2 separate regions of the Homo sapiens genome follow, and region 1 is linked to region 2. A link is an interaction called in ENCODE POLR2A ChIA-PET data of the cell type or tissue named here. Cell type or tissue: K562. All regions are shown on one strand. Links, peaks and the distances in the headings refer to the core of each region. The heading gives the core; the rest is flanking DNA. Region 1 has its middle 46 kb from the start of IDH2. Region 2 overlaps GDPGP1 (GDP-D-glucose phosphorylase 1).

Region 1 (4,511 bases), core at 208-4,207, 93 kb after region 2:
TTTGCAGAGATTCTTGTCTTAGTTTTTCCATTTCTGATGTTCCCATATTTTCTACAGGGAGCATATGTTGCTTTTGTAATCACAGAAGTGTAAGATAGTGGTATGGACTGAATTATGTTCACCAAGAAGTTCTAGCTTCATATGTATTTGTAGGTAAAGTCTTTAAAGAGGTAATTAAGTTAAAATGAGGTCCTTAGGGTGGGCCCTAATCCAGTAGGATGGCTGTCCTTATAAGAAGAGAAGATTAGGCAGGGCCAGGCACGGTGGCTCATGCCTGTAATCCCAGGACTTTGGGAGGCTGAGGCGGGCGGATCACTTGAGATCAGGAGTTGAGACCAGACTGACCACCTGGTGAAACCCCGTCTCTATTAAAAATTCAAAATTAGCCGGGTGTAGTGGTGCATGCCTGTAATCCCAGCTACTTGGGAGACTAAGGGAGGAGAATCGCTTGAACCCGGGAGGCAGAGGTTGCAGTGCGCCGAGATCACGCCATTACACTCCAGCCTGGGCAACAAGAGCAAAACTCTGCCTCAAAAAAATAAAAGGGAAGAGAAGATTAGGACACAGACATGCAAGAGGGAAAAATGTGAGGACACAAGGAGAAAATGGCCATCTGCAAGCCAAAGAGAGACACCTCAGAATAAATCAGCTCTGCAGACACCTTGATTGTGAACTTCTGGACTCTAGAATTGTAAGAAGCTAAATGTCTACGGTTTAAGCCACCCAGTCTGTGGAACTTTTGTTATGGCAGCCTACCAAATTTGTTTGCAAATTACATTGCAAACAAATGCAATGGTCAGGAGTTTGGGACCAGCCTGGCCAACATGGTGAAACGCCCGCCTCGGCCTCCCAAAGTGCTGGGATTATAGGCACGAGCCACCGCGCCCGGCTGTCGGTCACTTTTTGGTGCGTGGCTAGAATTTGAGCTTCAGTCTGTGAGTCAGGGACCAAGCAGAGGATCCCACAAAGCAAAGAGTGAGGTGTCTCTCCTGCAAGCTGCCACCACCGCAGTCACACCAACAGGCTCAGAAAGCCCTGAGAGCAGTTCTCAGTGAGGAGTGGTGCCCAATAGAAAGCCTATATCCCCTGTTGGTGACAGTGGGGAAGAGAAAGGCCGGAGTCAGGGAAGTGGTGGCTCTTGGCCAGAAGAATATTCCAAAGAGCAGACGGCAGAACGTTCCATTTGGTGGCCCCTTGGGGCCCACCATATACCCAGGTGTTCTGACCCTGTTGTGGGTTCCAGACCCCTTTGGAAATCCAATGAGAATAAGGAACCACCCCCTAGAAAGACACAAACACACACACACACACACACACACACACATAGATTTGGACACTAATTCAGGGAGTTTGTGTCCTCCTTGAGCCAACATTCAGGTTCTCTAATTTCAAACCTCTGCTCTACTGAGAACCATAAAAAAGCAGTTTATGGAACTGTTCGACCTGGCTCCTGCCAGTGCAAAAACTGTTCACTGAGCAGAAGACGAGATGGGACTGAAAGGTAAACAGTCAGATGTAAACAAAGAGAAAGCCAGGAACCTTTACACAAACATTCCCGCAAAGCAGGAGGCTGCAGGCTCCATGTGGCTCTGAACACAGCTTTTCTGATAGCAGAGACTGAATTGGGCACAGAACATCTGCTTTGCGTAATGTGCTCTTTGCAGAGGCAGGCAACAGAACCTGTGGCCCCAGAAATGTTTCCCCTTGAGCTGAAGCTTATCAGAGAACAGAAAGATAGGTGGAACCACGTTCCAGTGTAGATGAAACTGACCAATATGATAAGAAAATGAAACTGTGAACATGTATGAGTAAGCCCCAGGGTTTTGTGTGGCCATCTTCAGGGACTCTTGTAGGCAGTGACGACATGGTAGGCTTGGGAAGCTCTCTGGGCTCACTCCTACATTCTCTGAACACTAGACTGTAAGTAGTAGAGAAGTAAGGGCTCTTGCCTATATATTGGATTATTGTTTTCTTTCTTTCTTTCTTCCCTCCTTCCTTCCTTCCTTCCTCTCTCTCTCTTTCTTTCTTTCTTTCTTTTTGAGATAGAGTCTTGCTCTGTCACCCAGGCTGGAGTGCAGTGGCGCAATCTTGGCTTGCTGCAACCTCCGCCTCCAGGGTTCAAGCAGATTCTCCTGCTTCAGCCTCCCAAGTAGCTGAGACTACAGGCACGCACCACCACACCTGGCTAATTTTTGTATTTTTAGTAGAGATGGGGTTTCACCATGTTGGCCAGGCTGGTCTTGAACTCCTGACCTCAAGTGGTCTGCCTGCCTCGGCCTCCCAAAGTGCCGGGATTACAGGTGTGAGCCACTGCACCCAGCTGCAAGCAGCTTTTTGATGACCTCCTATGGGAGATGAGATTTGTGAAGCTGACAGCATAGCACAGTTGTTAGGACACCAGACTGTGGACCCTCAGTTGGCTGACCTTGGTGGCTCAGATTCCAGCTCAGCCCTTTTCTTTCTGGGTAGCAATGGGCAAAGTGCTGAAGCACTTTCTGTGTAAATTTTCTCATCTGTAAAATGAGGATAACAAAAGCACAGTTGTGAGGACTAACACAGCTAAAGCACTTAGACAGCTGCATCTAATAGTGTAGCCATCAGCCACAGTACCTACTGAGCACTTGAAATGTGGCTTGTCTATCCCAGCTACTTGGGAGGCTGAGGCAAGGAGAATTGCTTGAACCTGGGAGGCGGAGGTTGCAGTGAGCTGAGATCGTAACAATGCGAGACTCCATCTCAAAAAAAAAAAAGAAAAAGTAAAACAAAAAGAAAACGTGGTTTGTCTAAACTGAGATGTACCCTGCGTGGTGCTCGCGCCTGTAATCCCAACACTTTGGGAGGCTGAGTCGGGAGGCCAGGCACAGTGGCTCACACCTGTAATCCCAACAGTTTGAGAAGCTGAGGCGGGAGGATCGCTTGAGCCCAGGAGTTTGTGACCAGCCTGGACAACATGGTGAGACCCTGTCTCTACAAAAAAAAAAAAAAAAATTTAAAAATTAGCCTGGTGTGGTGGCATGTGCCTGTAGTCTCAGCTACTCGGGAGGCTGAGGAAGGAGGACTGCTTGAGTTTAGAAGGTCAAAGCTGCAGTGAGCCATGATTGTGCCACTGCACTCCAGCCAGGGTGACAGAGTGAGACCCTGTCTCAAAAAAACAAAACAAACAAAAAAACCCTGAAATGTGATGTATGCATAAATTCACATCGGATTTTGAAGACTTCATACAAAAAAGGCCAGGTGCAATAGCTCATACCTGTAATCCCAGCACTTTGGGAGGCTGAGGTGGGTGGATTGTTTGAGTCCAGGAGTTTGAGACCAGCCTGGGCAACATCGTGAAACCCCATCTTTACAAAAAATACAAAACATTATCAGGGCCTGGTGGTACGCGCCTATAGTCCCAACTACTCGGGAGGCTGAGGTGGAAGGATCACCTGAGCCTAGGGGAGGTCAAGGATGTAGTGAGTTGTGATCGTGCCACACTCCAGTCTAGGCAACAGAGTGAGACCCTGTCTCAAAAAAAAGTAAAATAACTCCCTAATTATTGATTATATTGGGTTACATAGAATATATTGTAATACATAGAATATATTATTTGTTTGTTTGTTTTTGAGATGGAGTCTCACTCTGTTGCCCAGGCTGGAGTGTAGTGGCACCATCTCGGCTCACTGCAACCTCCACCTCCAGGCTGGAGTGTAGTGGCACCATCTCGGCTCACTGCAACCTCCACCTCCAGGCTTCAACCGGTTCTTCTGCCTCAGCCTCCTGAGTAGCTGGGATTACAGGCGTATGCCATCACGCCTGGCTAATTTTTGTATTTTTGGTAGAGACGGGCTTTCCCCATATTGGCCAGGCTGGTCTTGAACTTCTGACCTCAAGTGATCTGCCTGCCTCAGCCTCCCAAACTGCTGGGAGGACAGGAGTGAGCCACCACACTCAGTCTAAATAGAATATATTATTACAATTAATTTCACCAGTGGGTTTTTTGTTTTTACTTTTAAAAATGCAGCTACTAGAGTTTTTAAAACTACGCTCTTTTCTGCCATGGTGAAAAGTAAATTAATAAATTAAAAAACAACTACTAGGCCAGGCGCAGTGGCTCACGCCTGTAATCCTAGCACTTTGGGAGGCCGAGGCGGGCGGATCACCTGAGGTCTGGAGTTTGAGACCAGCCTGACCAACATGGAGAAACCCCATCTCCACTAAAAATACAAAATTAGCCGGGCATGGTGGCACATGCCTGTAATCCCAGCTACTCGGGAGGCTGAGGCAGGAGAGTCACTTGAACCCGGGAGGCGGAGGTTGCGGTGAGCCAAGATCACACTATTGCACTCCAGCCTGGGCAACAAGAGTGAAACTCCATCTCAAAAAAAACCCAAAAACAAACATTAACAACAACAACAAAACTACCTATGTGGCTTGCATTATGTGTTTATTGGACAGCAGCTGCTTAGAACAAGCCTGGTGTGGAGTAAGTCAGTGTAATTGTTAGCTGCTGTCAGTGTTCAGTGCCTGAC
Region 2 (4,249 bases), core at 249-4,248:
CAGGCTGAATTGCTTGAACCCAGGAGGCAGAGACGCAGTGAGCCGAGATCACACCACTGCACTCCAGCCTGGGCAACAGAGTGAAACTCTGATTCAAGAAAAAAAAAAAAAAACTCAGGCCAGGTGCAGTGGCTCATGCCTATAATCTCAGCACTTTGGGAGGCTGAGGTGGGAGGATCTTGAGGCCAGGAGTTCGAGACCAGCCTGGGCAACTTGGCAAGATGCTATCTCTCCAAAAAAATAGCCGGGTGTGGTGGCGCATGCCTGTGGTCCCAGCTACTAGGGAGGCTGAGATGGGAGTATTGTTTGAGCCCAGGAGGTTGAAGCTTGCAGTTAGCTGTCTTCATACCACTGCACTCCAGCCTGGGTGACAGTGACCCTGTGTCAAAAAAAAAAAAAAAAAAAAAAAAAAAAAACCTGCACCAAGGTGTGGTGGCATCTTAGCACTCTGGGAGGCCGAGGTGGGAGGATTTCTTAAGGCCAGGAGTTTGACAGCAACCCGGGCAACATAGCAAGACCCTATCTCTACAAAAAATTTAAAAATTAGCCAGGTGTGATGGTGCACACCTATCGTCCCAGCTACTCAGGGGGCTGAGGTGGGAGGGTGGCTTGAGACCAAGAGTTTGGGTCTGCAGTGAGCTGTGATTGCACCACTGCACCCCAGCCTTACAAAAAAACAAAACAAAAAAAGACGTGCACCCGGAAAGTTGTGACAACACTGTGTTTTTACATCAGATGATGTCAGTGAAGAGCATTCAACTTGGTGTTGGGGGCTAGAGGAAAGCTCAAGGTGGCAGGGAAAGTGAAGGAGTGGGGCATTTGGGTGGAGCAGGGCTAAATGGAAAGAAGGGACAAAGCAATAAAAATAAGTGGTGAGCAAAGGGGAATAAACAGGCTGAGAACAGAAGTGGCAGCTCAATACTGGAGGCACAGGCACTATTACCGTGCTAACATTTGATATCAAAGGAAGACAAAATCTAAATGTAAAGTCAGGAGTGTGTAACTGTCACACACACTCCTTTTTAACACCCCTGGGGCTTGAACAAGAACGGGGAGAGGTAGCAGATACATTCATGATGTCTTACTCAGTAGAATTATTCCAGATTTTCTCCCCTTTAAAGAGACCACTATCAGCTCCCCTTTAAAGAGACCATTATCTTTCTCCCCTTTAAGAGATCATTATCAGCTTTCTTCATCCTTCTTCTTAGGCTGAGACAGGTGAGAAGGCAGCCATGAAAATAAATGTCCAAAGGACTATGATGGACAGTGCTCTGGAAAGGGACTCATCAGGTAGAAAATGAATACATCCTGGCTGGGTGTGGTGGCTCACGCCTGTAATCCCAGCACTTTGGGAGGCCGAGGCGGGCGGATCACCTAAAGTCAGGAGTTCAAGACCAGCCTAGCCAATGTGGTGAAACCCCTTCTCTTTTAAAAATACAAAAAAATTAGCCGGGTTTGGTGGCAGGAGCCTGTATAGTCCCAGCTACTCGGGAGGCTGAGCCAGGAGGATCACTCGAACCCTAGAGGTGGAGGTTGCAGTGAGCCGAGATTGTACCAGTGCACCCCAACCTAGGTGACAGAGCGAGACTATCTCAAAAAAAAAAAAAAAAAAAAAAAAAAAAAAAGAAACAGAAAAGAATCCAGGGGCTCACTCCTGTCATCTCAGTACTTTGGGAGGCCGAGGTGGGAGGACTGCTTCAGCCCAAGAGTTCAAGACCAGCCTGGGCAACATGGTGAAACGCTGTCTATATAAAAAAATACAAAATCACCTAATCGTTAAAAAAAAAAAAAAAAAAAAAAAAAGCCAGGTGTGTGGTGGTGCACGCCTATAGTCTCAGCTACTCAAGAGGCTGAGGTGGGAGGATCACTTCAGCCCCAGAGGTGGAGGCTACAGTGAGCCAGGATCATACCACTACACTCTAGCCTGGGGACAGAGTGAGACCCTATCTCAAAAGAAAAGAAAAAAAGAACATAAATACATCCAGAAGTATTATTGCTCTTCCTGGGACATCAGGGCCACCAGTGCTGCCTGTACGTCTTCTGCCTGGGATGGGGGCAGCCGACAGTCCTGAATGAGGGCCACAGCAGCTGCCTCTGTCAGGCTGCTGAAGTCCTGGGATGTTTTGACAGGGAGGTGCCCAGCCAGCTCACAGAGGGCAACATTGAAAGCTTCACCGTCCTTTATCCCAAAGCTGGACTTCCGGGCCCACAGAATTACTCGGACCCCTGTGAGGGCTGAGGAAGGTGATGTCTTTCCCGGCGGAGCTCCCCGGGTGACAAACAAGTTATGAGCAATCTCATGGTCAGTCAGATAATCAGTGGCCCGACATACCCTGCTTATCAAGGACTCCAAGTCAGGCCCTGGCCCACGAGTGTAAAAGAGGAAGCCAGGAGCTGGGAGGTCCTGGAGCAGATGCAAATGGCCTCCAGGGTCCAGGGGCTCGCTTGGCGCCTGCTCCACGGGCAGTCTGTGGGCCAGGTAATAGCCATGCAGGTGGAGGTGGTTCACCGAGGCCAAGCCTCCCAGGCTGTTGAAGCCGACACGGAAGCCCGGGTGTAAGCTCAGCAGCACAGCCTCAATCCCTGCCCTCAGTGCACCCGGCAGCAGGCGCTGGGGGAGCTGGCGGGCAGGCTCAGGCACCAGCAGCACGTGGCCCCACTCCAGGGGGCTGACGTTGATCACCACCAGGATGTCTTCTTGCAGCAGAGTCCCAGGGAGATCAGGCTCCCGGTGCAAACGGAAGAGGACTTCTCCGGGCCGGATCTTGTTGAAGTTGAACTGTACAGGGTCAAATGCCTGCCTCACACTCTTGATGGTCTGCGGGGGCCTCCTCTGCACACCACGCTCCACATTCAGCTGAGCCACGAAACCCACAGCACCAGGGAGGATTTGGGTCTGTAGCTCCCGTAGACGGTAGCGAAACAGCCCCAGCTCCACCCGCTGCTTCCAGGCAGAGCAGAGTGCAGCATCAAAGGGAGATTGTGGCAGAGCATCTGGGATGCCAGGTGCATTCCTTGGCCACTGAATCCCTTCTGCCATGAGATCCTTCTGCCCATAAACAAAGTCAGGAATGGTTTGCCTGCCCCAGTCCTCATTGTTGGGAGGCAGCAAATAGGAAGTTTCGTTTGAATCATGTGGAAGAGCCATAGAGCTGACCTGAAATAGTCATAAAAGATGAAAACACATGATGGTAACCCACCTCCAGAGATTGTCATTGTATTTATTTATTTATTTTTTTTTTTGAGATGGAGTCTCACTCTGTCACCCAGGCTGGAGTGCAGTGGCAGTGATCTTGGTTCACTGTAACCTCCGCCTCCTGGGTTCAAGCGGTTCTCCCGCCTCAGCCTCCTGGGCAGCTGGGGTTACAGGCAGGCACCACCATGCCCGGGTAATTTTTGTATTTTTAGTAGAGATGGTGTTTCACCATGTTGGCCAGGCTGGTCTTGAACTCCTGACATCGGGTGATCCCTTTGCCTTGGCCTCCCAAAGTGCTGGGATTACAGGCATGAACCAACATGCACAGCTTATTTATTTATTTTTATTTTTTTGAGACAGAGTCTCACTCTGTTGCCCAGGCTAGAGGGCAGTGGCGCGATCTTGGCTCACTGCAACCTCCACCTCCTGGGTTCAAGTGATTCTCATGCCTCAGCCTCCCAAGCAGCTGGAATTACAGGCACCCGCCACCAGGCCCGGCTAATTTTTGTATTTTTAGTAGAGGCAGGGTTTCACCACATTGGCCAGGCCGGTCTTGAACTCCTGACCTCCGGTGACCCTCCCCTCTCGGCTTCCCAAAGTGCTGGGATTACAGGCCTGAGCCACTGCACCTGGCCTATTTATTTATTTATCACTCTGTCACCCAGGCTGGAGTGCAATGGCGCTATCTTGGCTCACTGCAACCTCTACCTCCCAGGTTCAAGCGATTCTCTGGCCTCAGCCTCCCAAGTAGCTGGGATTATAGGAATGTGCCACCACAGCCAGCTAATTTTGTATTTTTGGTAGAGACAGGGTTTCACCATGTTGGTCTGGCTGGTCTTGAACTCCTGACCTCAGGTGATCCACCCACCTCGGCTTCCCAAAGTGCTGGGATTACAGGTGTGAGCCACTGCGCCCAGCCACGGCCTATTTTATTTTGAAACAGGTTCTCACTCTGTCACCCAGGCAGGAGTGCAGTGGTGCATACATGTCTCCCTGAAGCCTTGACCTCCCAGGCTCAAGGGATTCTTTCACCTCAGCATCCCAAGTATCTGG

Evidence for each region. Peaks named below come from ENCODE experiments on the same cell type or tissue, not always from the same donor. Only the 100,000 strongest peaks of a DNase experiment are listed, where the experiment ranks them.
Region 1: POLR2A ChIA-PET joins it to region 2 with 5 read pairs; 29 of 35 experiments call an interaction of 5 or more read pairs at or near these places.

Annotation. Positions count from the first base shown.
Region 1 is chr15:90,146,541-90,151,051 of GRCh38, reverse strand. No RefSeq gene overlaps it. Among named protein-coding and RNA genes, the nearest start is that of IDH2, 46 kb to the right of the region's middle. RefSeq lists an enhancer at 1,654-1,863. In K562, for the core only: no CTCF peak of the experiment used is centred there; a DNase peak (open chromatin) is centred at 1,771.
Region 2 is chr15:90,239,808-90,244,056 of GRCh38, reverse strand. GDPGP1 (GDP-D-glucose phosphorylase 1) reads right to left here. Exons shown (of 4, transcript NM_001013657.3): 4 at 1-3,157. The coding sequence starts at 3,148. The coding sequence ends at 1,991. It also overlaps a transcript of CIB1 not described here. Among named protein-coding and RNA genes, the nearest start is that of TTLL13, 7.6 kb to the left of the region's middle. In K562, for the core only: no CTCF peak of the experiment used is centred there; a DNase peak (open chromatin) is centred at 2,306; H3K4me3 peaks cover 159 bases.